Regions from separate parts of the Mus musculus genome. Here all the other regions are linked to region 1. Evidence: chromatin loops called from intact Hi-C (ENCODE). Cell type or tissue: heart. All regions are shown on one strand. Each heading gives the region's core, and the rest is flanking DNA. Links, peaks and the distances in the headings are about the cores only.

What was found. A loop is a pair of places that touch in the nucleus more often than their neighbours do. Peaks named below come from ENCODE experiments on the same cell type or tissue, not always from the same donor. Only the 100,000 strongest peaks of a DNase experiment are listed, where the experiment ranks them.
Region 2: a loop joins it to region 1, with 2.4 times the contacts of the local background. A loop is called at or near these places in 7 of 42 quality-filtered maps.
Region 3: it touches region 1 in a loop (3-fold over the local background); 17 of 42 quality-filtered maps call a loop at or near these places.

The regions. Positions count from the first base shown.
Region 1 is chr7:29,855,027-29,865,044 of GRCm38, forward strand. It overlaps Zfp420 (zinc finger protein 420), which reads left to right and starts at 4,953. Exons shown (of 4, transcript NM_172740.2): 1 at 4,953-5,067; 2 at 5,990-6,042. In heart, for the core only: CTCF peaks have their summits at 5,084 and 6,829 (motif pointing right); a DNase peak (open chromatin) is centred at 4,975; H3K4me3 peaks cover 1,330 bases; H3K27ac peaks cover 618 bases.
Region 2 is chr7:29,950,491-29,960,508 of GRCm38, forward strand. It overlaps Zfp74 (zinc finger protein 74), which reads right to left and starts at 3,575. Exons shown (of 6, transcript NM_178384.4): 1 at 3,365-3,575; 2 at 1,224-1,400. It overlaps C230062I16Rik (a long non-coding RNA gene), which reads left to right and starts at 1,563. Exons shown (of 4, transcript XR_003946630.1): 1 at 1,563-3,466; 2 at 6,470-6,544. In heart, for the core only: CTCF peaks have their summits at 3,543 and 4,427 (motif pointing right); a DNase peak (open chromatin) is centred at 3,511; H3K4me3 peaks cover 2,468 bases; H3K27ac peaks cover 2,028 bases.
Region 3 is chr7:29,903,556-29,913,573 of GRCm38, forward strand. It overlaps Zfp27 (zinc finger protein 27), which reads right to left and starts at 2,549. Exons shown (of 5, transcript NM_001037707.1): 1 at 2,499-2,549; 2 at 345-504. It overlaps Zfp383 (zinc finger protein 383), which reads left to right and starts at 4,962. Exons shown (of 5, transcript NM_001243908.1): 1 at 4,962-5,096; 2 at 6,628-6,692; 3 at 8,614-8,740; 4 at 9,035-9,130. The coding sequence starts at 5,090. It overlaps Mir7668 (microRNA 7668), which reads left to right and starts at 2,954; the gene lies at 2,954-3,012. In heart, for the core only: a CTCF peak has its summit at 2,925; DNase peaks (open chromatin) are centred at 2,666 and 4,996; H3K4me3 peaks cover 4,077 bases; H3K27ac peaks cover 3,824 bases.

The sequences.
Region 1 (10,018 bases), core at 737-8,736:
ACAGTGTACTTACATGTAATAAATAAATAAATCTTAAAAAAAAAAAAGAGGTGACTTCAGCCAAGGAGTTCAATAATCAAGTAGATAAGATGACCCATTCTATGAATAGTCAGCCTCTTTCCCCAACCATTCCTGTCATTCCCCAATGGGCACATGAATAAAGTGGCCATGGTAGCGGAGATGCTTTGGCTCAAGAACATGGACTTCCACTCACCAAGGCTGACCTGGCTACAACGGTTGTTGAGTGCCAGATCTGCCAACAGCGGAGACCAACACTGAGTTCCAGATATGGTACTATTCCCTGAGGTGACCAGCCAATGACCTGGTAACAGAGTGACTACATTGGAACACTTCCTCCTTGGAAAGGACACTTTGTCTTTACTGGACTAGATACTTTTGTTTTTTTAAGGTGGGTGCAGCGAACTTTATTGATGGTATTCAAAGAGAGTAGGGAGGGCTCCCTAGGCCCCTCCTGTTATTATGGGGGTCTGGGGTGGAAATTGTGAGGGAGATGCTCAGTGTTGGGGGCCGAGTTGAGACAGGGACTCCTCAGCAACCAAAGGCCTCTTTCTTGCTCTCAGTGTCCTTGCTGGGATGGGTGATCCAGGGTTTCTTACTCCTTGTAGGCCGTGTAGGCCATGAGGTCCACCACCCTGTTGCTGTAGCCGTATTCATTGTCATACCAGGAAATGAGCTTCACAAAGTTGTCATTGAGAGCAATGCCAGCCCCAGCCTCAAAGGTGCAAGAGTGGGAGTTGCTGTTGAAGTCACAGGAGACAACCTAGTCCTCGGTGTGGCCCAGAATGCCCTTCAGTGAGCCCTCAGATGCCTGCTTCACCACCTTCTTGATGTCATCATACTTGGCAGGTTTCTCCAGGCGGCACATCAGATCCACAATGGACACATGAGGGTAGGAACACGAAAGGCCATGCCAGTGAGCTTCCCATTCAGCTCTGGGATGACAGTGGATATATGTTGTTCTGGGCAGCTCCATGGCCATCACGCCACAGCTTTCCAGAGGAGCCAACATGGACTAGATACTTGTTCTGGTTATGGATTCACTTTCCCTGTACCTAGTGCTTCTCCCAAAACCACCATCTGTAGACTTGCAGAATGCCTTACCCAACTTCATGGTATTCCACACAATATTGCTTCTGAGGAAGGAACTCACTTCAGAACTAGAGAAGTACGACAGTGGGCCCACTACCATGAAATCCACTGGTCTTACCATGTTCCCCACCATCCTGAAGCAGCTGGCCTGATAGAAAGATGGAATGGCCTTTTGAAGACACCGTTACAGTGACAATTATGTGCAGCACCCTGGAGGTGGTATATGCCTTGAATCAGTATCCAATAAATTTCTCAGTTTCTTCCATAGCCATGATCCAAAAGTCCAGGAATCAACAGGTGGAAATAGTTCCATTCATTACCACCCCTAGTGACTCACAAGGAAAATGCTTACTTCCTGTTCCTGTAACCTTAAATTCTGCTGGTCTAGAAGTTTTGGTTCCAGAGTGGAGAGTGCTCCTGCCAGGAGCAACAACTATTCTATTGAACTAGAATCTCAGACTACCCCCTGCCCACTTTGGGTTTCTAATGCCCTTAAACCAATCTTTTTTTTTTTTTAAAGATTTATTTATTATTATAAGTACACTGTAGCTGTCTTCAGATGCACCAGAAGAGGGCGTCAGATCTCATTACGGATGGTTGTGAGCCACCATGTGGTTGCTGGGATTTGAACTCATGACCTTCAGAAGAGCAGCCCGTGCTCTTAACCACTGAGCCATCTCTCCAGCCCCTAAACCAATCATTTTTGATAGGAATAACTGTTCAGAGGGGTAATTGATCCAGATTACCATGGAGAAATTGGATTGCTTCTCCACAATGGAGGTAAGAAGGATTATGTCTGGAGATCCTTTAGGGCACCTCTTGGTGCTACCATGTCCTGTGATTAAAGTCAATAGGAAACTACAACAGCCTAATCCAGACAGGACGACAAAGGGTGTGGACCCATCATGAATAAAGATATGCACCACTTCTCTATGAAAATACAAAGACCTGCTGTGTTTTTGCCAAGTGTGAAGGAAATACAGAATGGGGAGTAGAGAAAGGTAGTTATAAGGGTGCATGACCAGTTACAGAAAATAGACTATGATTGACATGTTTCTGTCAAATTTTGTTAAGATATTTGTTTTCTTTCTCTAATTTCTTTATCGTGTGATATAGCATCAATTAAGAAATTATCAATGGTTATCATACTTAAGTTTGAGATACTAAAAGAATGTCCAAGACACACTGCCACCTATCTTAAATTTATAATGCATTTGCAATTGTATAAGGTATAGCTTTATTCGACATAATTATAACCTGCTTATTTTTTATTTTGAAATTAAGCATGATGTAAGGAGATATGATATGAACTTGTAGTGGCCATCTTTGGCTATCAACTTGACTTTATCTGGTCTACAAAGTGAGTTCCAGGATATACTGAGCTATGTAACGTACCCCATCTTAAACAAAATTTTAAAAAATTAAAAACAAAAAGTCTATTATTATCTGTAATATCAATCATGGTTGATGGCAAGCTTGGAGCATTAATTTTTGGATGATATGACTTTGGTAGGTTTTGTTTGTCTGTCTCTTGAACAAAATGTGATTATGTTATATTGTGACAAGCCTTGAATATTGTCTCTAAATATAGTTATTGTTTTATTTGTTTTACAAGCATCTATTATGGATATTTTAGTTGACAACTTGACTGCATCTCAAGTTAAATAAAACTCCAAAACGAGCACACCTGTGAGGGATTTTTTTCTTAATTAAATCATTTGATGAGGGGGGTCTACTTCTTATCTGGACCTTTGAGGTAGGAAGACCCACCTTTAATCCAGATCTTTTGGGGTGGAAAGATCTGCCTCTAATTAGGGCCACACCTGGAAACCTACATTAAGGACATGGAAGAAGGACTCCTCCCTCTTTCCCTGCTTGTTCTCATCCTTGTCATTCCTTTCCTGGCATTAGAGTCAATTTCTTCCATATTCACCTGTGTGCCAAATTCTTATTTTGTCAAATCCTGAAAATTTTGCCATTATACACAGTCTTCTTAATGCCCACTTTGAATGTGTCTTCACTATTTATTTTTCATTACCAAGATAATGTGTAGATTTCTTCTTCTTGTAGAAAACTTGCTCCACATTCTAGGTAAAGCTGAGCTTCCCTTTGGCCTCCATTCCTGTAGCAGTTCCTTCCCGAGGTAGGCACTGCATTTGTCTTAGATACTCTCCTATTGCTGTGAGAAGACCCCATGACTAAGGCAACACAGGAAAATGAAGTGGAAAGTTCTGGTCTCTTTGTGACATGGATAGTTTTCTGGAAACTGTCTTATGGTTGTGCTGAAGCAGACATGTGGGAAGTTGTTTTGCTGAGAACAGACACGTGGTGTTTTTCTGGAAGCTACTTGGAAAGAAGGCATGTGATGTTTTGTTAGCAGATGCTTGAGAGAACATGTGATGTTTGAAAAGGGTATAAGTATAACCCAACAGACATAGGTGTTGGGTGACAGTGGGTCATCTTGCTATTCTTTGCTAGTCACCGTTTGTTGTGATTTCGTAGAGAGAAACACACCAAAGAACTTCCGGTGGCATTCCAGTGGCTTCTTGCTGCTTCTGTGGACTCTGGCCAATTTGGAAGAGCCTTGAGGTTTCTTCTGGATGGACGCAAGCCACTGCTATGGCTGATTCGTGAATATTGCTTACAAGTGAGTCGAGCTACCACTGCTGATTCCTGTGAATTGAACTGCCTGCTGCTATCCTGACAACAAAGACTGGGATTGCCCCAAAGAACTATTTCTAAACAGCCCACATCCTCCTCTGCCCTATTAACCTTTCCTTTCCACTGCCTCTGGTGGGTGGTAGGCTAGAAGGGAGGTTAAAGCATTTAAGCACACTTAAGTTGGTTTTGAAAAATACAAGCTTACTGGAAAAAAAAATATATATATATATATGAATGAGAGAGACAGAGTCTTTCTGTGTAACCCTGAGTATCCTAGACTTTGTTCTATAGACCAGACTGGCCTCAAATTCAGAGATTCACCTAACTCTGCCTCTGGGAGGAAAAAATACTTTTGTTTTTTCAAGACAGAGTTTCTCTGTATTGCCCTGGCTCTCCTAGAACTTGCTCTGTAGACCAGACTGGCCTTGAATTTAGAGATCTGCTGGCCTCTGCCTCCCAAGTGTTAGGATCAAAGGAGTGTGTCAGCCCTGCCTGGCTGAAAAAAAGAAAAAAACACTTTTAATTAGAGGCTTGCAGACAGTTTCAGAGGGTGAGTCTGTGGTCAACATGGTAGGAAATATGGCATCAGGCAGGCTCTGCCCTAGAGCAAGTAGGTGAGAACTCACATCTGATTCTAAGGCCTCACTTGGGCTTGAACCCTCAAAGCCCACCTACAGAGGTACACCCCTGCAACAAGGCCACATCTCCTAACTGAGAACCAACATCCAAATATATGAGCCTGTGGGGGCCATTCTCCTTCAAACCAATGAAGTGGAAACTTAAGGGTTCTTTGAAAGTCGTTTGGAAGTGGATACAGGTGAAAGATAACACAGATCATCATGAGCAACTAGTCAATTATTCCAGAAATATGTAGTGACCCTTCACAAACAAACTACAGTGGCTGAATCTCTGTTGAGCAACCCCACATGTGGTATAAAATCTCATTACCACAGGTATAAATCACCTCACAAATATTGCGATTGGGGGGAGAGAGGGAGGAAAGAGGAGCGGTTTGGAAGGAGAGAGGGGGAAGGGAGGGGAGAGGTGGAAGGGAAAGAGGGAGGGGTGAGAGAGAAGGTGGAGGGGAGGGAGGGGGGGGCAGGCATTGGCCCCAGCCATTGGACTACATTTCCCAGAGCCACCGGGAGCAGAACGCCGTTTCCGTTTCCTGGCGAGAGTTCGGGGTACTTGCGTCACGAGAGGGTTGTGTCTGGAGGATCTCCTAAGCATCCCATAGAGCAGGCTGCCTGTAGTGGAGCCCGGCGCAGGAGGCGGGACCCTGAGCTTCCCTCGGAGGTGAGCGTGCTGAGGAACGTCTGGAGGACGTGTCTGTGGCATTAGGTGGCGGTGTCTCCCGTGTATACGCCACAAGCCTGTGCTTTTGGAGCCTGTTGCGACCCTTGGTTTGTGGTTGGCGTGCTGTGTGTGAATGAGTTGTGACACACAAGGGTGTGTGTGATTGTTGCTTATCTCACTAGAGATGTTTCTGGGACTGATGGTGTCGGCCCACGTGTATGGTGGAGAAACGGTGCTGTTATAGCGAGGTATTTAGATGTTTATGTCACTCTGAGGTTGTTGATGTACCTGGTATCCTGTGCATAACTGGCTTGCCTCGGAAGACATGTGTGATAGTGTCACTGAGATTACGATTGCTTGTTTCCGTCGCCTGTGACTTTTATAGTGTTCTCCCATTTGGGTGACTGTGTGAGTGCGTGTGTATGAATGTATGCGTGTGTGTTTATGTGTGTACGTGTGTGTATGTGTGTGACTGTAGGATGCTGTGTGCTGTACTCATGATTGTAAAGAAAGTAGAAGTTCACCCTTGTAAAAGAATGTCGCTGACAGTATTTGTCCCTGACAGAATGTTTGGTTATTGTACATGCTTGGGTCCTATATACGAGTTAGTGCTCCAACGGTGTAGCTCTGACAGTGTAAATTGTGACACTAGCAATGTGACTGTGGAAATTTTCTTGTTTCTACCTGTGATCCTTCCCTGATGTGGTAGGGTACAACGGTGAAATTTTGTTGGAATTCATGGGGGGTCCCCACCATGAATCTACCAAAGGATCCTGAGTTGCTTGTGACTTTGTCTCTCCCCAATTACTCCCAGAATGTAAAGACTTAACCCCTCTGTGGGGACGGAGGAAGAGGTTGTCTCTAATTCAGAGTATATGGCAAGAACAACATAGCATCTCATTTAACTTTTTTATTCTCAAAGTACAACACAGAAGAGGAAAAATGGCCATTGTCCATCTAGAAGGGAAGTTTGAGGTAAGCAGATATTTGTCTCCTCAACAGCCTTTATCATGTCAGAAAACGATCTTTGTTTTACTTTATTGTTGTTTTTGTGACTGTCTCCTACCCAAGTCTTCTCTTATAATGGAGGAACAAGGCAATTTATTTATTCCTATTTACTTATTTTTGAGGCAGGTCTCTGCCTGGTTTGAACCTCTTTATGTAGTACACACTGGCCTTGAAATCATAAAGACCCATCGTCCTCTTCCTTCCAAGTTCTGGGTTAAAGGCATGCATTAACTCAATGGCATTTGATGTTTATATTTTGAGAGTAATGAAAATGTGTAATTTGTAATAGATGTTTTCCAATACTGGATACATTTATAAAGAATGGATTTGATGCTCAAATTAAAAGAAAGAGCATTCTTGTACTATTTATGTAACTTTTGGGAGAATTTAGCTTTTGTTTCAGTTTTTTGTTTTGGTTTTGGTTTGGTTTGGTTTTCTTTTTGAGACAGGGTTTCTCTTTGCAGCCTTGGCTGTCCTAGAACTCACTCTGTGGACCTGGCTGGCCTTGAACTCAGAAATTCCCCTGCTTCTGCCCCCTGAGTGCTGACATTAAAGGCATGCGCCACAACCACCGAGGGTCTTAGCTTTTTTAATTTTTATATTTTCAGTACCATCTTGCTTTATAGCGCCAACTAGTCAAATTCTTACTTCAACCTTCAGTTTTGTTTTGTTTTTGTTTATTTAGTAAATGAAGTCTTCTATTTGTGTGCATTTGAGTGAATTTGCTCCATGTTGTATGCAGGTACCTGGGGAGTCCATAAGAGGGCACTAGAGCTTCCATTACAGGCAGGTGCGAGCTGCCAGATGTGGGCGCAGGGGAACGAAACTGGGATCCTCTGCCACTGCAGACTTCATTCTGTTCTGTTTTGGTTTTAGACAGGGTCTTGAGTCGCCCAGGTGAGGATCCTTGAACTCTTGGTCCTATTGTCTCTGCCTCTTAAGAGCTGAGAGAGGATAGGCCTATGGTCTGTTTTTTGTTGTTGTTGGTTTTTGGTTTTTTGGTTTTTTTAGCTATTGAGTGGAATTTTAAAATGAGAAATTAGACGCACAGCTCGAAAGTCGTTATGTATCAGCCGTTTCCTTTCCTGAGCCATCTGTCACTCACAACCAGTATCCACTTGGCTTTTGTCTCTAATTGCCTTTAACCCGTGAGATGCCTTCTTCCATTTTCAAGTATTTCTAATAGATCTGTTCTTTCTCACTTCTTCGTGTGACTTGAATCCTTTTAAATTTACCAAGATTTATCTCCTGACCTACAGTCTGGGGCGTCGTAGTAAATGTTCCCTGGGCAATGAGGAAGACTGTATTCTTCTGCTGTTAGGAAGAACAGATGCCGTTGGGGTCAGGTAGACTGGTTGTGTTGTTTAAATCTTCTAGACATTTACTGATTTTTTTAAAAATTTATTTATTAAATGTATCTCTTTTTCTTCAAAGGTGATCCCGGTAAGCCACATAGGGGGAAGCTGTCCTCACCATACCAGATTTAGTACACACAGAACGCTTTGCAGTCTTCCAAGGGAGTTGAAGCCCTCAGCCGTCACGTCCCATGCACACCTGCATCCCTAGCCCAGGCCCCTCCTTTCTTACATTCTTCTCAAAGGGTAAAACCTTGAGGACATTAATCCGTGCTTTGACGCGGGTCTCAGTTCTTCCCACCCCAGCCTGAGCTCCATCTTCCTCGCCTTTGTGCTCAGTCTAGAAGATGGTGGGAAGCTTTGGTTCAGTGTTCTCTTGGCAATGAGAGGATTTCCCCCCTCAGGGTTGATTTACTCTCACGGTGAGGTTCCCTGGAGGAAACTCAACAGCGGGGGCGCTGGCACTTTATCCCAAATTGCCCTGTGCTAACACTAAATGGTTCATAAACAGTTAAAAGTTTAGCCGTGACTTCCCTGTTGGCTCATTGCCTTAATGCTGGTAGCCCTGCCCCCTCAGGCCCTCCCACTCCGGGGAGTAGGTATTCTGTGCCTGTATCAGTTATGTCAAATACTTGATGTTATATAAATGGTATATAAATCCTCTCTATTGCTACTGATTGTGTTTTCTCAACTGATGCTTCTACTTACTGAAAGATGTTACAATTCCCTTTTTTTATTATTTTATTTATTTATTTATTTTTTTTTGTTTTTCGAGACAGGGTTTCTCTCTGTAGCCCTGGCTGTCCTGGAACTCACTCTGTAGACCAGGCTGGCCTCAAACTCAGAAATCCACCTGCCTCTGCCTCCCAAGTGCTGGGATTAAAGGCGTGCGCCACCACACCGGGCGTACAATTCCCTTTTTAAAGTAGCTATTTATGTATGTGGTGGGGTGGGAGGGGCAGACACGGGTGTGGGCCTGCCATGCGGTACACGTGGAAGTCAGGGCAGCCTCAGGACTTGGTTCCTGCTTTTTTTCTACGTGGGTCCTGGGAATACAGATCATGTTGGGAATTCCTTTAACTGACGAGCCATCTTGTTGGCCCACAATTTCTAACTGCAGACTGCCTTTTCCATTAGTTCTCTTGATTTTTTAAGTTTGAATTTTTGATATTTGACATACAGTCAGGGTTTCTGTGTAACAAGTTGATCTTATTTTTGTTACTTACTTGTTGGTGAGCTGGTGGGTTTCACTGGGGTTGCTTATAAGAACAAGCAACCATAAACTGCTTATAAAAATCTCCAAGGAAGGGTGTGGAATTGATCTTATTTAAGTCTAGCATTACCTTACTTTTCTTTTTATAATTAAAGTATATTTCCTCTAAAGACCAGATAGCTGGAACTTGCTTTTTAAGTTTTATCACTTCCCAGGTTTAGAATGTTTAAATTGTTGCTAATATAATTTATTTTAAGCCCTTTAGATATACAGGTGTGTGTGTGTGTGTGTGTGTGTGTGTGTGTGTGTGTGTGTGTGTAGACAAACACTTTCCTGGGGAAATGGGACACACACACATCTACTCACCCCCAGTAGGAGCCCACAACCAATGTACGAATACCAGGAAAGTCCAACTTGGTGAACCAATGAGTTTTATTGGAGTTATTTACAGGAGCAGAAATGACTCAAGACAGCCGCATCACCAAAGCCCACCCTGGATGACAGCTCACCAAAGCTGGGAACTGGGAGCTCACTGCCTGTAGGCAGCCCGTGTTGGAGAGTGGCTTTTCCAAGTGACTCTGTTCTTAGACCTCTTCTAGGCAGCTCAGCTGGTTTCTGCTTCCAGGCAGCTAGTCTGGTCCCAGTCTTATTTGTAGCTCAGCTGGTCTGAGAGTCTTCTGCTGCTTGGCTTGTCTCTACAGTGCCTTTCCAAAGCTGCAAAACCCTCAAAGGCTAGCATTACATCATCTCTATAAGCAAACCTTTCCCAGAGGATGGGCAGGGCAAGGAACATCCTGAACTGTCATCTTCTAACAAGTGGTGGGTTTACAGCCTTGGGGAAGCTCTCTGGAAGTCTGCTCTCACTTGTCCCCAGCAAGTGTCAGGTGAGCCCAGTAAGAAGATACTAAAGTCAGACATAGGCAGCGTCTGGTATAGCATGGAAAGGGCCCATCCATTCGTAACACCTGCTTCCTTTCCAGGTTGGAGACAAAGCCTGGATAGGTGCTGCTAGCTCAGTCAGGTCTTTTCTCACTTGATGTGCACAGACCTCCTCAGGACCAAAGGCGGGCGTCCCTGCTGCACCTGCTCTCCCCTGCTGCACCTGCTCTCCCCTGCTGCACCTGTTCTCCCCTACTGTCCCTGTTCTCCCCTGCTGCACCTGCTCTCCCCTGCTGTCCCTAATCGCCCTGCACTCCCCTGCTGCACCTGCTCTCCCTGCTGTCCCTGCTCTCCCCTGCTGTCCCTGCTCTCCCCTGCTGTCCCTGCTCTCCCCTGCTGTCCCTGCTCTCCCCTGCTGCACCTGCTTTCCCCTGCTGCACCTGCTCTCCCCTGCTGCACCTGCTCTCCCCTGCTGCACCTGCTCTCCCCTGCTGTC
Region 2 (10,018 bases), core at 627-8,626, 95 kb after region 1:
GGATCATTTGTAATGGTAATTCCCCATCCCAGGTCTCCTGCACATCACACTTGTATATACAACTGCCAATGTGACATTTCAATTTGAACGAATGTATCACACTGCACATACTATATCCCAAACCAGAATCTCATTTTCTCCTCAAGTAAGATCCCCCTCCATTCTCAAGAACTGAGTTCTTAGCCAGACAGTGGTGGTGCATGCCTTTAATCCCAGCACTTGGGAGGCAGAGGCAGGCAGATCTCTGAGTTCATGTCCAGCCTGGTCTACAAAGCAAGTTCCCGGACAGCAAGAGCTACACAGGGAAAACCTGTCTCAAATAACAAACAAAGCAACCAAAAAAAAAAGAATTGAATTCTTAACTTACATTTGCAGTCTATGAATAAACACTGTGCCATCTTGTTACAGTCACATGGTGGCTCTGCTCTTGCAGCCACCTACCGCCACAGCTCTGTTTTATGCTGTATTGAGTGTACTGCCTGTTACTACTGCTGGTCCTGATCTCCAACATATTTCCCCTGGACTATTCTAAGATCTTCCTGGGGCTGGAGAGATGGCTCAGCGATTAAAACACTGACTGCTCTTTCCAAGGTCCTGAGTTCAAATCCCAGCAACCACATGGTGGCTCACAACCACCCATAAAGAGATCAGATGCCCTCTTCTGGTGTGTCTGAAGACAGCTACAGTGTACTTATATAATAAATAAATCTTACAAAAACAAAAAAACAAAAAAAAACTTCCTAATTGGTCTTTCTGCCCCCTCCCTCACCCCACCCCTGACCCTTCTTCACTCCTTTTCCAGCTGTCACCAGAGCAGCAAAAGCTGCCATTGAGCAGATAGATTATTATCCACATGCTCAAAATACCTCCCATCTCACTCAAGGTACTGCGGTCTACGAAGCCCAACTTCCTCTGCTCTCCCCCCACCCAGCCACCCCTGGCCTTCCCCCTCCTTGGCTGTTTCAGCCACTGCCAGTGTGTTCATCAGAGCAAGCATGAAAACATCAAAACCTTGACAACTGCATGTTCCCTGTATGGAATAACCCTTTCTCCGTTGTACTTGAACCTCGCTGTGTTCCTCCTGTCATCTACCGCTCCTTTTCTGTCCTCCCTGGCCCTCCATCTAGACTCTACTTCCCATCTCTAATTCTAAATAGCCTCCTATTTTGACTTTTTTTTTTCTAAGTATTTTTCAGCATCTGATATGGTTCATATTTACTTACTTTGTTTATTATCTGGTCCTCGGCAATGTAAGCATCATGAGAGGGGGGGGGGTCACTGCTTCTTTTGTTCGCTGCTATATCCCACACACCAACAATTGACTGATATATGTCCAACATTCAATAAATATTGAGTTTATAAAAGGCTCCTCAGCGCAGGAAGAACTCTGAAAATGAGAGCTGAAAACAGAGCACCACCTTAGGAAACAAATCACAAAAGAGATCTTTACTTAAATGATTGATCTTGCTAACGAGTACTGCTGTTGTGCCATGAAACCTTCATGAACCCCAAAAAGACCACCAAGGAGCCCCATCCAATGCAGTCACATTAGGGTCTCATGGGCTCCCTGCCAACCCTGACACAGCAGAAACACGGTGCCCTGAGTTCAGTTTCAGGCAAGCATTTATAGAGGCAAGAAGAAGGTATCTAGCCTGGTGCACACCTGATTGGGGATTCATTATGGCCTTTAATATAAATTTAAGCCAAACCATAAACTTAACTCCTGCTTTCCTCCTTATGTTGGTTGTTAGGAAGGGAAGTGTCAGGGTCAGGCTTGTAACCTGGAGGTGCAGATCTGGTGCCAGAAGCAGGTTTTGTTGGGGGGTAACCTGGAAACTGGTAGGCACAGGTCTTGTTGGGGTGTAGCCTGGAAACTGATGCTAGCTATTGGCCTGTTAGCTAACTTTAAGTTCCACCTTAGGTCAGGTTCTCTAAGAGGAGACGGAGTCTGAACCCAAAAGGTTTGGTCTCTCATTGCAACCTAAATTTTATTTTATAACTATGAAGGTAAAGATTCTGTTACTTACAGTATTCATTGCTATCCAGGGTATATCTCTATTCCAATATTACTGAAATACTGATGCATTGATTATTTCAGTAATATTGTAGGATGTTAGAACTTTACATTGGGTATAATTATTTAGATTTTGGAAGATTTTAATAAGGATATGCTTGTTAACATATCAACTCCACTTCTAAAAGCCACCCGAAGAGAGGGAGGAAACAAGAGGAGGTATGAGGGAGGAAATGGGGTACATTACAGCATTGCCAAACAGTTCTGCATGAACTTGGTTTATAACTTCAAGAGGTTGAAAACAGAAATTAATCAGGATATATATATGTGTGTGTGTGTGTTGTGTGTGTGTGTTTAAATGGTATACACTTGAAATGTGTAATTGTTGATGTCAATATGTTAACAACATCAATGGTTAAATAAGAGCCGTAAGTTACAGAACTGTATATATGATGTTACTGCTCTTTTTTTTTCTTTTTTTTAGATTTGTTTATTTTATGTGAGTACACTGTAGCCATCTTCAGACACACCAGAAGAGGGCATCAGATCCTATTAGAGATGGTTATGAGCCACCATGTGGTTGCTGGGAATTGAACTCAGGACCTCTGGAAGAGCAGCCGGTGCTCTTAACCACTGAGCCATTTCTCCAGCCCGTTACTGCTCTTTTAAGAGGCCATGCTCTTTATATGAGCACATAAATGTACGCGTTCATGCTCACGAGTGTAAAGAAGTCAATTTGTCAGGAGCTGCATGACTGACTAGGAGAAATAAATAATTTTTAGTCTTTGGGCTTTTCTGTATCTTGCTATTTGGGAAATGGAGTTGGGCTGCAAGGCAAATGAATTTCGCCTGTCATGTACACAAGACAGTTTGTCAATACAGGAAAATAGTCAAGTCCTGGAGATACTGATGCTTCATATAAAAATATTTTCAATTATTATAAACGGCTAAAGGTAGCACTCGTTCAAACGCGGTCTTCACACATCTCCACACAATCCTACCCGCCTAACTTCCACCCACAGAGTTTTTCATTAATGCATTCATTCATTATCTCAGCCATCACATGTGCACCCACGTTCGTAAAGGCACATAAAGGATAACGAGCAAATTATAGTCACATCACGGCTGCTGCAAACCGCAGGCATCCCGTCCTCTACCCACACCCGCGACCGCTCTACAGGGCCCTGGCTTCCACCCAGCACAAAGAGTCCTGGCCTCCAGCTCACGGCTTCCGGGACTCAACGCTGAGCCGGGCCACGGGTCTCGATCCCCCAACCCGACGCCGCCCAAGGCTCACAGCCTCCGGGCTACGGCCTGGTGCTGCTAGGCTGGGAAAGAAGACCCACAAACCTGGGTCCGCTAGGCGCAGGGTAGCACTTCCCAGAGGGCCGCGCGGCTCGCCGGGCGGGTCTGGCCTTCGGCGTGCGAGTCAGGAGAGTGGCCAAGGCTCGGGTAAGGGCGCGGCGCTGCGGCAGGGGGACCGGCTTGAGCCTGGGCGGGTTTTGTAGCAGCGGCTACCCCGCGGCCTGGCATTCACAGCCTGGGGGTGCAACTTGCAACTGAGAAGAATCCGAAAGGATCCCTTGCGTTCTTGCTTTGAACTACATTTCCCAGAGCCCTTCGCGGCCCGAGACCTGTGCTCACCCAAATGAAAAACTGGCCCTCGGCTATGAGACTTTCAGGGTTAGGGAGTCTGAGCCAGGAAGAGAGCACGGCTGAGTTTGTTTAGTTCCCTTGGATCAGGGCTCTCTCCCGAGATTGTCTACCTCTTTATGATGGGGATGGTCCTCCGGAGTCACAAACTCTTGGTAGCAGGCAGAAGGAGGAGTTACGTGAATACGTGTGTGTGAGAACTAGACTATGGGGTCAGGGTGTGGAGTTTATAGAGTTAAGAGACCTTGAAGTTCAGTGACATTTAAAACTGTGTGAATTTGCAACCACTTTTGTAATCATGGCTGGGTGTTCTCTTGCAGCGTTTCATTGCTATCTTCCAATTTTGTCAGAAACATGCTTTTGTCTATACTTCGTAGACTCCTTGTTCTGACCGACAGTGTTACTGGACTGTTAACGTAGGATTGTAAACACCATTGCTGAGCAATGTCTACATACTAACTAGATCCTAAGGAAACGGAGCCATTTACTAGTCAACTAGACCCTTGTACCAGTTAGCCGTTCTCTCTCCATCAAAACAAAACAATCACCACTGGGGAGGGGGACGTTATTAGATATACGTTTTTACAAATACTTTCCACCCTTGCTGTAGGAGTAATTTGTCCTTTTATTGTCCTGATAATACTCTTTAGTGAACAAGGGTTTTTTGTTGTTGTTGTTGTTTGTTTGTTTGTTTTAAAGGTTTATTTATTTCTACTTGACGTGTTTTGAGTATTTTGTCTGCAGTTCATGCATGCAATACACAGAGAGACCAGAAGGGGGCATCCGATTCCCCGAAACTGGAGTGGCCTGTGCTTGTGAACCACTCCCTGAGAGTTCTGGGAATGAAACATGGGTCCTCTTCAAGAGCAACAAGTACTCTTGATGCCTAATCTGTCTCTCAGCCCCTGCTTTAGATAGATAGTATAGTGTACATAGTTCCTTTATCATAGTATTTAAGCAACATTATTTTATTTCACACAGAATATAGAACTCTAAGCAATAGTTTGTTTCTCTTTTCCTTTCATAATATTGTTGCTGTCAAATAAACTTCTTGAATTTGCCATCGCTTGACATGTAGCCCAAACTGGCCTCAAGCTCAGATAAATCGCCCAGCTTCTGTTTGACAGGCCCACCCCCATCCTAACTTTTATTTTCTGTCTATCCCAGCACCACAGATAGCTTCTCCCATACAGTGTTGGTTCCTAATCAGACACCACAGAGAATTCCATACACAAACACATATCCATGATTCTAACCCTTCAACGTTTGTCCGACTCAATCTGACACTCTCCACAAATCTACCACAGCACATTTAAACATCACAAATATCATATATACTGTGAACACAATCAAGCACACATGACTCCAGAAATGTTTGCCTAACCCAGCAAATCATGTTTTCCACTGTTACACTCCAAGAATTGTGTACATACATACACACTCAGAGAGTTAGGTATTATTCTCAAAATCTTGAAATTTTTCCTGAAGAAAAATACTATGTGTTTGAATGAAGTACAGAGTCAGATGAAGACAATACGGAGGGCATGGCTGAGTGGCAGAGTGCTTGCCTGGCATGCTTGACAACCTGGGTTCCATCCCACAAAAAGATCTGTGAAGGGACTAGAGAAAAGGCTTAGCAAGGAGCTGGAGGGATGGCTCAGTGGTTAAGAGGAGCACCCTCTGCTCTTCCAGAGGTCCTGAGTTCAATTCCCAGCAACCACATGGTGTCTCACAACCATCTGTAATGGAATCCGATGCTCTCTTCTGGTGTGTCTGAAAACAGTGACAGTGTACTCATATACATAAAATAAATAAATCTTGGAAAGAAAGGAAGGAAGAAAGAAAAAGAAAGAGAAAAGAAAAGGCTCAGCAATTAAGAGCACTCTGGGAACTGATGCCCCAAAGATATAGGCAAAAATACTCATACACATAAAAAGTAAAAATAATTAAAATATTTTCAGTTTACTTTATGTGCATGGGTGTTCTGCTTGCATTTGTGTCTGTATACACGTGGTTTGGCGGTGAGAAGAGACATTAGGACTGAGGCTTGTCCGTCCCACTGAACTCCAAGGTGCTATAGTCCCTTCTATCCAGACTACATTTCCCAATGTCCTCTGGGAGCCCAGGCAACAGAGGAGCTTCCCCCCCCCCCCCCCCCCCCGTCCCCCTCCTACTCAGAGGCTAGATTCTCCAACTTGTGGCAGCTGGAGTGGAGAACATTCCAGAGCCTTCAGGGAAGAAGCGAGACAGGGAAGTGGCTGGGGAGTGTCCACCTGGAATCTGGTCGCCAGGCCTTCTGTGCGTCCCTGGAAGTAGGAAATGGTTGTTACAGTTCTGCGAGCCTGTCACCCAATGTGCGACTGAATCTATGCCTGGTACCTTCCCTTTCCCCCTTGTGCATCATCGGGGAGCCTCCTTGTGACTAGAATGTAAGTCCGTTGTTAGTGATGGCAGCCTGTGGCACCAGAGCGTCTGAGACGTGTAGGAGAGAGTGAACATCTGACATCATGTACATCCATGTGTGTGACAGTGGCTGGCAATGTCGTCTTTGAGACTTTGAGTATGTGAGTTTCCTGAAACTGTCACCCAGTGTCTTTTCTGTAAGCTCTGTAAAGTTGCTGCCCAAGGAATAAATTGAAAATGACTTGAGCATGGATTATATCGTATGCAAACCAATTCCTATGTCTCTACCAACTCTGTTTACTGAAGGGAAGGTTGCAACAGGAGGAAGGAACATCAGATGGTAGGTAATGTGGATGCTGAGAGGAATGCCAAGTTTGCCGTGTTCTTTTCCCATCTCAGCTAGCCCAGATCGCCATTTCTTAGGAGGAGCTGAGAGGAAGAGTGGCTGTCGGACTTCTTAAAGCCGTGCACCAGGTGAGCTGGTATATTCTCTCTCCTTTAATTCCCTTCCCACCTTTCAAAGTGAGCTGACATTAACTTCCCTGCTGCTGAAATGATTTGGCCTATCCAGCATGGGAGTCCCATCCCTGGCTGTCTCGCTTGATTTTATATTAATTTCTTTCGCTCTGTGTGAAAGTCATTCTGTCAGCTCACTACCTTAAATTGTAAATTTTTGTCTTTTTTTTTTTAAAAAAGATTTATATATTTATTTTATGTAAGTACATTGTAGCTGTTTTCAGACACTCCAGAAGAGGGCATCCGATCTCATTAAAGATGATTGTGAGCCACCATGTGGTTGCTGGGATTTGAACTCAGGACCTCCGGAAGAGCAGTCAGTGCTCTTAACCACTGAGCCATCTCTCCAGCCCAATTTTTGTCTTTTTTCAAAAGATTTTTTTTCATTTATTTATTTACTATATGTAAGTACACTGTAGCTGTCTTCAGACACCCCAGAAGAGGGCATCAGATCTCATTACAGAGGGTTGTGAATCACCATGTGGTTGCTGGGATTTGAACTCAGGACCTTTGGAAGAGCAGTAGGTGCTCTTACTCACTAAGCCATCTCATCAGCCCCTCAAAAGATTTTTTTTTAAGCATATGTGTGCTTATCTGTGTGAGTGTGTGCCACCTGTGTGCTGCTGCCCACACAGGCCAGAAGAGGGAGTCAGGTCCTCTGTTGCTGGAGTTACAGGCACTTGTGAGCCACCTGACCTGAATGCTGGAAACTGAATTTGGATTCTCTGCAAGAGCATAGCAACCCTCTTAAGTATGATCCACCTCCCCAGCCCTATATGCATTTGTGATGGGTGGTCTTACACATACTATGCCCTCATCTTGGCATGCTATTCCCCCTTATTTAAGATAAAGGTCAGCTTAATTCTAGATACTTTGCAAAAATCATCATGCATGAACAAATTTTAAGAACATGGGGAACCACAGATTTAGTTCGGGGGGGGGGGGCTTCCTCTTTTACCTACATTGGCTGCTTTAGTAATCTCATCTTGTCTCATGACTTAAAATACGCTTTGTGCATCTAAATCCTTTTTACCTCCATTGGAATCAGGGTCTTCCTGTGTAGCACTTGTTTCTGCCTCATGACTGATGGCACTAAAGGTGTACACCACTCCACCCAGCTAGCTCTCATCCCTGAACTTGACTTTCATATCTAACTGCCGACTGAGTTGTTCCTGTGGTTGCAGAGTAGTTATCTCAAATGCAAACGTCTTCCAGCTGAATGAAATTCGGGAATGGGAGGTGATGTGATCTGTGCTCACTTGAGTAGGGTCTCTCTCTCTCTCTCTCTCTCTCTCTCTCTCTCTCTCTCTCTCTCTCGCAATTGAGAATAAACTGAATGGGTTGAGGCTGAAACGGGGCAGCAAACCAGGGAACTAAGGAGCTCTTACAGACATGCTTATCTCCATTGCACGTGCTACAGTTCCATGAGGAGCTGGGTCCATTCTACCTGCAAACAGAGCTAGAACGGGACTACGTTCCACTGACCACACAGCTTCCTTCCCATTTTGAACTGTCATCTCCCATGTGCAGTGTGGCTATAGTCTCTTAACTTGGCTCTCTGCTTCTATTCTCCCGGCTTTCAATCTGTTTCATCCCCGCTCTGACAGCTTTAGGCTTCTTAAACTTGAAATTCTCCTGCCGCACACCATGCCCAGCTGCCTGCAACATTTTCATCAAGGTTGGTTGACTCTGCATGTGGAGAGGCTGAGTACATCATTTGTTAGGGGACAAATTAATTGTGAATTTGGGACTTAAGCCTTTTTTAAAAAAATGCAGCGCCAGCCGGACAGTGGTGGTGTGTGCCTTTAATCCCAGCACTTGGGAGGCAGAGGCAGGTGGATTTCTCAGTTTGAGGCCAGCCTGGTCTACAAAGTGAGTTCCAGGTCAGCCAGGGCTACACAGAGAAATCCTGTCTTGAAAACAAGAAACAACAACAACAACAAATGCAGCACTGGTAATGAAACTCAGGGCCTTTGGCATTGGAGGCAAGCACTCCTGCCACTGAGCAGCCTGCAGCCAACCCTGTGCATATTTTTTTTGATGATCATATACAGACGAGCAAGAGGGTGAGGGTGAGAGGGATTGCTCTTGCAGAGGTTTTGAGTCCCCATGTAAGACAGCTCAACACTGCCAGTACTCCAGCTCTAGGGGATTTCTGACGCCCCCTTCTGGCCTCCACAGGTACCTGCACTCATGTCTACACAGACACACAGACACAAAAATAAATCTTTAAAAAAAAAAAAGAATGGTATCAAAAGATGGCCTAGTCGGCCATCACTGGAAAAAGAGGCCCATTGGACACACAAACTTTTTATGTCCCAGTACAGGGGAACGCCAGGGCCAAAAAAATGGGAATGGGTGGGTAGGGAAGTGGGCGGGTGGGTATGGGGGACTTTTGTGATAGCATTGGAAATGTAATTGAGGAAAATACGTAATAAATAAAAATAATAATAATAAAAAAAAGAATGGAAAAATATGGCTTGTTGTGGTGGTGGTGGTGGTGGTAGTGGTGGTGGTATTGTGGTGTTGTTGTTGTTGTGTTGTTTGGGGTGTTTCACATAAAGAAACCTGGAGTGCAACTGAATCATAGCTTAGCTCCAGATCTTTAAGAACTCTGCCCTGTCCCCTGGAGGCAGAAGCAAAATTAGAAATGAAGTTTCCATTTCTGTACACAAAAACAGTTGGTTCTGTCCAGTCTATGCACAATTTCCAGAGCTGTGCCACTGTGTACAGTGGGCCATTCTCATCCCCTTGAGCTTTTTTTTTTTTCCTGAGACAGGGTTTCTCTGTGTAGTCCTGGCTGTCCTGGAGCTCACTCTGTAGACCAGGCTGGCCTCGAACTCAGAAATCCGCCTGCCTCTGCCTCCCAAGTACTGGGATTAAAGGCGTGCGCCACCATGCCCAGCTTTTTTTTTTTTTTTAAGATTTATTTTATATATGTGAGTACACTGTAGCTGTCTTCAGACAAACCAGAAGAGGGCATCATATCCCATTACAGATGGTTGTGAGCCACCATGTGGGTGCTGGGAATTGAACTCAGGACCTCTGGAAGAGCAGTCAGTACTCTTAACCACTGAGCCATCTCTCCAGCCACACCCTCTCCCTTGAGCTTCTTGAAATGTTCAACCATTCATTCATTCATTCATTCAAATTGCTCAGTGAGTATCTGAATGCTTTGTGAGTGCCTGTACTTTTGTACCACTGGGGACACAGCAGGGACCGATGCAAACTCACTGTCCTGGTAGTGTTACATTTCAGTCACTGGGGAAGGGGACACGAAATAAACAAAGCAAGCAGAGGGCTGTGAATGGGGCTCTGATGATAGAGTATTTGCCTAGTGTGCACAAAACCCTGAACCCCAGGACCTCATAAACTAGGTGTAATAGTGCACACTTGTAATCCTAGCACTCTCGAGGCAGAGGCAGGAGAATC
Region 3 (10,018 bases), core at 828-8,827, 49 kb after region 1:
CGTTCAGTGTGGCGCTCTGAAAAGAAATGGCGCCATTCCTTCAGAAACCCTATCTGGAAGTAATTTCTACCAAAAATTTTATCCACAGACAACAGATAAACACGGTAGGATGCCAAACAACAGTCTCTCATGATGGTCCACCCTCATTGCCTTTGGAGTGGATGACATTGCTCAGGTGTTTCTTGATTTTTCGATAAATAGATCAAGATTGGTTCCCTGAGGGGCAGGTTTAGGGGTTCAGTTGTTCGGGTGGCCTATCTGCTTCTCCTCTGAGACTCCTGGGACAAATTAGGGACATCTACTCCTTGGAGGAAGTCTCACCCCCAAGACCCCGCCCCCCTGACCTCACATGAGCTCCCAAGATCCTCTGGGGCCAGTGGTGTAGCTTCCAGGGTTGAAGTCCAGTCAGTTGGCATGATCACGCTGGGTCTAGACCCTGTCCTCTCAGCAACCAGAAGCTTAGCGGTCCTCTATGAGTTCAGTCAGAGCTGTGAGGAAGAAGTGCTGTGGAAGAAGATCTTGTAAGGAGCCGCTCAGAGATACCAAGATACCCAGAAATGTCAAATCCTTAGTCATTAGACATTCACCACTGAAACACATGCCAGTTACCTCACAGAGCAGTCGTTCTCAAACTTGAGCAGGTATGCACTCAAATTATCTAGAGGTATTGTCAAAATATAGTTAAAAATTCTCAGCCTCACTCCCATGACTTCTGCTCCAGCAAGTCTAGAGATCTAAGAATTTATGCTAATTAGTCTCCATTATTATGCTGAAATTGTTGTACCAGGGACTAGCCTCAAGAAACAGTGCTGAGAGAATAGAAAATTTAAGAAAATCTGGGTCCGGGGAGACATGTTAGAGGGTAAAGCGCCTACTACCATATAAGAAACATAGCAATGCTTTTAAAAAGCCAAGGGGTAAGAACCGGACAAAAGAAAGAAAACTTGCAAAATGGAAAGATATTTGTGAAACTAAACTCTTTTACAAACTTATGGTGGACACTCTAATTGCTACAATATTCCTTGAACTACTTAGTCATACCTATTATTAAAAATAACTGGAGGGATGTAGTAAGGGTTGGTGAGACCAAAATACATTGTATACATATAGACTCTTCAAAAAATAAATATATTTTGTAAAAATACACATAAGTGTTGATAACAATATAACTTCAAACATATAAACCAGAAATGGACCAAAGAGAGATGGACAAATTACATTTCCATTGTGAGCAATATCCCTCCACAACTAAGCAGACAAAAAAAAAAAAAAAAAAAATCTCTAAGGGGGCTGGAGATATGGCTCAGCAGTTAAGAGCACTGACTGTTCTTCCAGAGGTTCTGAGTTCAATTCCCAGCAACCACATGGTGGCTCACAGCCATCTGTAATGGGATCTGATACCCTCTTCTGGTGTGTCTGAAGACAGCTACAGTGTACTCATATACATAAAATAAATAAATTTAAAAACCAAATCTGTAATGTCTGCTGGTGTGGTGATACAGGCCTTTAATCCCAGAAATCTGGAGGTATAGGAGGGTGGATCTCTGTGAGTTTGAGACCAACCTGGTCTACAGAGTGAGTTCCAGGACAGCCAGGGCTCCAAAAAACAAAACAAAACAAAGGCAAAACTGTAAGGTCATATGATGGTCACACAATATATATGTGTATTTGTGTATGTATATGTGTGTGTGTATATATATATATATATATATATATATATATATATCCATACATACATATATGTGTGTGTGTGTGTGTGTGTGTGGTTTTTTTGTTTGTTTGTTTGTTTGTTTTTTTTTTTGCTTTTCGAGGCAGGGTTTCTCTATGTAGCCCTGGCTGCCTGGAACTCACTCTGTAGACCAGGTTGGCCTCGAACTCAGAAATCTGCCTGCCTCTGCCTCCCAAGTGCTGGGATTAAATATATTAATATATATCACAACATATTGCGATATATGTATATACATAAGCATACACACACAACACAATTGAGGAACGATTATTTTTATGCAATGTGGCATTTATGAAAAGTGATTATGGTATCGACCATAAAACATTTTTCAGCTAGACCACTACCCAGAGATATTATCTGAAACAGAAAATGCATTTCCAAATGACTCCTGGATCACAGAAAACGAATTAAAAAAGAAAGCCATTTATATTTAAAAGACAATAAAAAATCTACATATAAATACATAAGAATGTAAAGTATTACATTAACCAAGGCTAAAAATTAATAAGCTAAACTTTGGGGTTAGAAAGCAAACTTATCAAAAACCCCACGAGACCCTCAGCCACTCATCACATTCCCTAACATCACTCACTTGTCATCACAATCACACATCACCCGGCCGACCTCCCTCCTCCAAAACTCAGAGTTCCGTTATTGATCGGAGAAATCCTTGCCACTGACAACCATCAACACAGCAGACAGCACCCGGTCACTAACTCCCAACATAGGCACACACTACTGACTCCACAGAATTCTAGTTGAAACCAACCGGAATCATCTCGGATGACTTCTTGCCCTTAAGACTCAATGGAAGCAGCACGGGGGAGGGGGAGGGGGAGGGAACCACCTTCAAGCACCAAGGTCACTTCCGGTCTTAAAAAAAAAAAGGCCCTGGGCTATTAGTACTGCGCATGCTCAGCATTACCTCCGATGCCAGAGGACTCCAATAACCCACAGCGTGCTTACATAGCTTCAAGATCCTTTGTACACAATTCCTTAGGAGGATCGATTAACATAGTCGTGCCCAGAGATGCCGCGTAGGCCGCCATCTTTCAAATTTACGCATTCCGTACAGCAGAGGAATAGCTATCCAGCCAGATTACACGGAATGAGATAAAGAACGTAGACCCAAGCACTGTGGCCCACGTCCGAGCATCATCCGATAAGAGGAGGTTCTTCTGGACACGGGGTCATGAGTTCTGTAACACTGAGAAACCTAGTTGCCACTCTGAATAACCTGCTCTCTGTGGAAGAAACCATGCGGTGCAGGGGATTCAGAGGAGAAAAAAAAAAAATTGAGAGGGCTTGTGGGAGAAACCATGTGGAAATGAGGGGACAAATCAAAGTGGTACAATCCACTTTGTAAAAAAAAAAAAAAAAACCATTCATGAAAAAGGTAGAAAAAAACCAGCAACTCCAAGAGCATCAGACCAGTATCAGAAGCAACTGGAAGAGTGTCAAAATCTTTAACAAGACAAACCACATTGGGAGATAAAGTAGAATCTGGGATAAATCCCTTGGAAGATACCGCCGTGAAGCTCCCTTCACGTCAGGGTGTCGGAAGGACAGAGAAGAATGCATGGGTGAAGCCCATCCGTTTCCGTTATTCTCCACTCTAACCACCTCAAGTAAACTAGTAGGCAGCTGTAAGAAAAAGAATAGTTTAATGCTAGGCGTGATGGCACCAACATGTGATTAAAAGCACGTAAAATTAAAATATAATTAATGGATAGCAATCTCCTTAGTGTGTAAATGAAGCCTTAATTTAATACCATGGCTCACCCTCTAAATATCTAATTAAGCTCAAAAGACTGACATTACAAGCTGAAATAGGGCCGGGCGTGCTGGTGCACGCCTTTAATCCCAACACTCGGGAGGCAGAGACAGGTGGATTTCTGAGTTCGAGGCCAGCCTGGTCTACAAAGTGAGTTCTAGGACACCCAGGGCTATAAAGAGAAACCCTGTCTCAAAAAACCAAACCAAACAAACAAACAATGCTTGCTTATACTGCTCTGCCTAGGACCGGAGTTCTGTTCCCAGCTCACAAATCTGTCTGTAACCCTAGGTGATGTAACATCCCTTTCTGACCTTTACAGGCAAATACAGGAAAAACAAGCCAGCGATGGTGGCACACTCCTTTAATCCCAGCACTAGGGAGGTAGAGGCAGGCAGAGATTTCTGAGTTCGAGGCCAGCCTGGTCCACAGAGTGAGTTCCAGGACAGCCAAGGGCTACACTCTGTCTCAAAAGACAGAGAGAGAGCGAGAAGAATTGTAAACAAACGCTTCTATTTCCTTTATTAAAATCAACTAATTTAGAGATTACTGTAACAACCACAAACGTGTGACTAGATATACAAACTCATACACATAACTCATAAAATAGAATATTGTGCAGCTAAGAAAGGAAATATTTATATAGAAATGAGTCCCATAAACACCAAAGTAAAACGGTGTACCCAGTGTATGATGAAGCTTGCCTTTGGTCCAAGCATTTGTGAGACAGAGACAGACTGATCTACGTGAGTTTAGTGCAAACCAAGTCTGCATAGTGACTTGCAAGTCCGCCTAGAGTGAGACCCAGACTCAAAATAAATAAAAATTCGAAGAGAATTTTTTTCACTACGTTATAACAGAACCCTATACCTATTCGGGAACAACCACTCGTTTACAATTCTTCCTAAATCTGATAGATTTTAATAACTAATATTCATTCTTTTTTTTTATATGCCACCTAAATGGATCATATAAATCCTATGCTGAGCCTCGCCAACAGAAAAGGGTAAAACGGAGAATCTGTCGTCATCCTGAAAATTCCTACAGTGAGTTACAAGGCCCAGAAATGTCCAGACTCAGGGTGTGGTATCTCAGAAATCATTTCAACAACTTTGTTCCAGGAGACCAGTGCCACGCAGTTCCTTTTTTAGACTACATTTCCCAGAAATACACGCGACTCTACACAACTTCCGGTGCAAACCTACTCCAAAAACATACAGTGATTCTCTGAGATTGGCCCCCTATCATGGAAGGGGCTCAATGCATTGTAAGAGTTTCTGTCCGAGTTTGTATATCTGTCTAGGAATTTCACGCACAAAATTGAAAATGCGGAACGAGCTCCTCGGCCTGCCTCAGGCCGTGCTCTGGCGGGAAATCCGAGAATGGATGCCATCTTCCCCGCCAGTTCCAATCGCGGACTACATTTCCCAGAAGCGTTCGCGAGTGCTAGGCAGCCCCTTCTTTTGCCTGCGGGACCCTCGTCGTCCGGGGACGGGAAAGTGTACGGCGAGCGGCCTATAGGCCCTTGTTAAGGCTCCAAAGCTGCGGCCCTGGGGTCTGAAGGGAAATACCAGTCAGTATCTGAGATGTCAGGTCAGTGGGAGCTGGTCTAGCAGGATGAGCAGCAGTGAGGCTTTGGCTCTGTTTAAGTGTGACCTTAAGTGACTCTAGGACGCAGTGAGTGCGTGGCTGTGATTTTTAGGATTCTTTGGTGGGTGTGTCAATGACCTGTGAACATGCGCAGAGCTGTGTGTGTACGTATGCACGTTTTCTTTATTATATGTGATTAATAACTTTGTGGCAGTGTGTGTGATTGTGTCCCAATGTGTTTGGACCTATTGTGTGTAACGGTATAGCACCTGTGTATGAGGGATATATCAGATAGCCAGTAATTATGCTTCCAAGAGTGTTAATCAGAGGGGGACTGTCTGTATGTTTGTATACTATGTGTATTGGGTACCTGTGACTGTGAGGATGTTTGAGTGTGATTATGTAACTTTATGTGATACCATGAGCATGGTTGGATGTAGCTGATCTTTGTTACTTTGTGGGTTCCTTTATTCACCGACCCTTTATACCCCCCCCCCCCCCCCACACACACACACACAACACCACCCTCCTGCTAGATAGGAGCGAAAGAAAAATAGATGGGGGAGAGAGAGAAAAAGAGAGAGAGATCCTTGACTCTAATTTGTTTCTTCTTTGATCATGACTGCTAACAAACCTTACCATACTCCCTGAACAACCACCAATCCAATCCTGCTTGTCTGGACCCTAGCATTTATGTATCCTCTGAAAAGTCCTCAAAATTTCAAATGCCACACAGTTGCAGAAACTATCTGCCACTGGCAAACCCATACCTATGCTAGAGCACAGGTAAATGAGCTGCTTTGAGGTAGCCCCATATTCCCACACGCACCCCACACGCACCTGGAATTAAAGCAGAGACATACTCTCAGAATATTTCTGTGGGTTTTTTTTTCAATTTTTTTTTATTATTCCTGTGGTTTTTAATGAAACCAAAATTCCAGAATTCTCACTACAATTGGAAGATGGCATGTAATTGTCAAGCTGACAGTATGTGTGTCTTAGGGGCTGTTATGTTCTGTTGAATGTGTATTGTGTATTGATTGTGTAAAATTTCATGAGGGCAACTGGAAGTGATTATAACTGTTGTGTGACTCCGCCGTGAGTCTCCTGTTGTGCCCGTTTGTAGCACTGTGGTTTTATGTGGTGTTGTATTTAAGGGTTCTATAAATGTGGTTGTGATTTCATCCTCAGGATGGATGTGTGACTGTGACTATCCAACCATACATTGTTGTGCTGTCATTTGGGTAGGGTGTGCTTGTGAGGATATATGTGGTTCCATGGTGGGTGACTGACAGCAGCTGTGGGTTTGTAGATTTGGTGTGCCTCTGACTGCCCAAGTGACTCCAATTTTCTGTCCTAAGAGACCCCCAGTGAGATAAGAACAGATTCCAGTATTGGACAACATAGGCTACATTCCTTCTCTGACTCTAGACATTATCATGAGAACCTAGACTTCTCCCTGGGTGACAGGTATGGATCCAGGGTGGCCTTTTATTAAAAGACTTAGGACTTCATGACTCATTTTTTCCCCCAGCTCCACTCCTCCAGAGGTACCCAGTGGAGAAAAGAGGAATGGCGGTGGACCACGCCAAAAATAAGGTACACTGGGGTTTCTGTTGGGATGACCCACAAATACTGTATTTTCTGGCTATAAAAAAGTGTGTTCTTGTTTTTCAATTATTTGGAGCTGGTGACAACTGGCTAGTAGGACATGTAAATGTCACTTCCATGCCTCCCTTTAAAAGTAAGGCGACTTTCCCCAGCCTGCTAGTAGAATAAGGAATGTGACTTTTTGCATAATAAAGAGCAGTTGGCAGGAATTAAGGGGGTGGGACTTCCAGGCTGGCAATGTTGCCAGCAGACAAAGATGGAATCAGAAGGCCCCCAGGACAGATAGAAGCAGCTAGCAAGAACCACTTGGAGAAACAGAATGGCGGAGGTCAGGATAAGTTAGTAGCTGAGACACTGTCCCAGCAAAACTTAACAACAGCTTTAAACTATGTAGCTGTCTCCATGTCTTAACACAGACTTATCAAGTGACCCGGTTCTTCCAATTGTCCATTCATGGAAATGATGGAAAACTCCAACATAGACACATGGCCTGTGTTCTCCCTGACTTCCTTCTGTTTAATGGTCACATGTTAATTTAGGAATTAGACAACTTACAGTTTTTGTTTCTTTCTATAACATGGTTATTTCAAAGAACTTGGAAAACAGAGCCAATTAAAATTTTTGCTACACAAGGATAACCTCTGTTTGATCAATTTCCTTTTCATGACATTTTCAAGGGTGGGATCTTACAGCATTAACCATTTCATATATTTGGAGTGAAAAACTATGCGTGGCAGTTGTGTGGTTTGGTTGTTGTTGGCTTTCTTTTGATTTTTGAGACAGGCTGGTCTCAGACTCTGCAAGTAGCTGAGCATGACCTTATACTTCTAATTCTTCTGAGCTGCAATTACATGTGTGAGTCACTATACTTCTGCATGTATGCATGTATGCGCAGTACCACATACATGCCGTGGAGGCCAAGAGAGGGTGTTAGAGTCACTGGAACATACTGAAGGTTGCGAGCTACCGTGTGGAGGCTGGGATCCAGACCCAGGTCCTGTGCAGCAGCAGGAAGCACTCTTAACCACTGAGCAAGCACTCAGCCCCCATTTTGAGTTTTTTGTGTAGTTGGTTGTGTTTAGCTCTGAGGCAGGGTCTCTCGCTGTAACCCAGGCTGACTCCGTGCTTTAAATCAGTGGCTCGCAACCTTCCTAATGCTGCAGCCCTTTAATGCAGTTCCTCATGTTGGGGTGACCCCACCCATAAGATTACTTTGTTGGCCCTTCATGAATGTAACTTTGCTACTGTAATGAATCATAATGTAAATATCTGCTCTGCGGGATAATTGATTATCCAGAACTACTTGGTTATCTAGAACCACTTCTCTAGAGTCTCCTGCTTCACTTCCCTAGTACTGGGTCACTGGTATAAGCCACCATGCCAAGTTCTGTACAAGGGTTTGAATCTTCTTTTAAAAATCCAAGCCAGGCAGTGGAAGATTCTAAGAAGTTTGAACTGTGTGTATAAGCTGTTGAGGTTGTACAGTCAAAAATCAAAACGTTTGGCCACCAGAAAAAGAACTTGAATTAGTAAGAAATGAAGGATTGTTTTGGTGTTTGAAACCAGGGCATTATGCGCATTCTTTATGAGTGAGCTAACTCCCCAGGCCTGTTCTTTGAGACTTGATCACACTCTATAGCTAAGGCTGGCCTGGAACTCACTGTGCAACCTGGGCAGACAAGACAGCTCAACTCCAAATCAGTCCTCTTGCCTCGTCCTCCCTGGGGCTGGCTTATAGTCGTGCAGCATCATGCCTGGCTTTGTGTCCTGTTTCTGGATGAACAGGCAACCCAGAGGTCCCGGGTCTGGTGACATCATGGAGTGGCTCTTTTGCTCAGCCGGACAACGCAAGCACCAACATTTTGGAAGTGCTCTCTGTGTTCTAACCTGGGTGTGTTTATTGTTTCAGAAACCGGTGGTGTTCAGTGACGTGTCTCTGGACTTCTCGCAGGAGGAGTGGGAGTGTCTGGGCCCCGCGCAGAGAGACTTGTACAAAGATGTGATGCTGGAGAACTATAGCAACCTGCTCTCAGTGGGTAAGGACACCTGTATCAGCAGCGCAGCCATCTCTGCAGTGTCTGCTTCTTCCTCAAGGAATTTCTCAGCTGCCTTTCAAGCTTGCCACCTGAACTCCTGCTCCTTGTTTGCAAATACCTGGTTTCAGCTGGGCGGAAACAGAAGCCTGAGAGACAGGCGGCTCCGGTGGGCTGTGGCTAAAGCTTCCTCCTCGTCTCTGGCTGTTCCTGTCTTGACATCTCTTGCTTGGTGACCGAGGGATGGCATCCGTTTCCCACAGCGTAACTATGTTCCATGTCTTTTCTTGTAAGCAGGACTTCACATTCCCAAGCCTCAGGTGATCTCTTTATTGGAGCAAGGCAAAGAGCCCTGGATGATTGGTAAAGAGCTTACAAGAGGCCTGTGCTCGGGTAAGTGAGAAGCATTGCGCAGAGCGGTGCCCACGGGGACAACTCGCTGGTAATCCAGGAAACTGCACCTTTCCCATGTTATTTTGTTTTTTTTTTTTTTTTTTATTTTTATTTTTTTTAAAGATTTATTTATTTATTATATGTAAGTACACTGTAGCTGTCTTCAGACACTCCAGAAGAGAGAGTCAGATCTCCTTACGGATGGTTGTGAGCCACCATGTGGTTGCTGGGATTTGAACTCCTGACCTTCGGAAGAGCAGTCGGGTGCTCTTACCCACTGAGCCATCTCACCAGCCCGTTATTTTGTTTTAAAGAGTATTTCCTAATGTTATGTAGACGAGTGCTCTGTCTGCATGTACACCTGCGTGCCAGAAGAGAACATCAACTCCCATTATAGATGGCTGTGAGCCACCATGTGGTTGCTGGAAAGTGACCTCTTAACAGCTGAGCCATCTCTCCTGCCCATTGGTTGTTATTTTGTAAGCTTCTGCCAAAAACTTGGGTCTAAGTGAGAAAAGCAAGTTCTTTTTTTAAAAAAAGAGCATTATTATTATTATTATTTTGTTTCATGTATTGATTGATTGATTGATTGATTGCATGGGGCGAATTGGGGGGGGTCAAAGGACAACTGTGAGAGTTCGTTTTCTCTGTGCATGGTGTTGGTCTGGGGATCAGACTCAGGTCATCATTGGTTTTGTTTTCACATAGGAACGGTTTTATAACTGGCTTATCAGTCTTTACCTTCTCTTGTCCATCCAGAGGTCGGATGCCTAAAATCCCAACCTCCTAACAACCTGAGTTACCCTCTGGTGACCAGGCTCAATACTAGAGCTTTTCTCTTTCTTTTAAGATTTGTTGTTTTATATGTATGGGGTATGTGTGCACCAG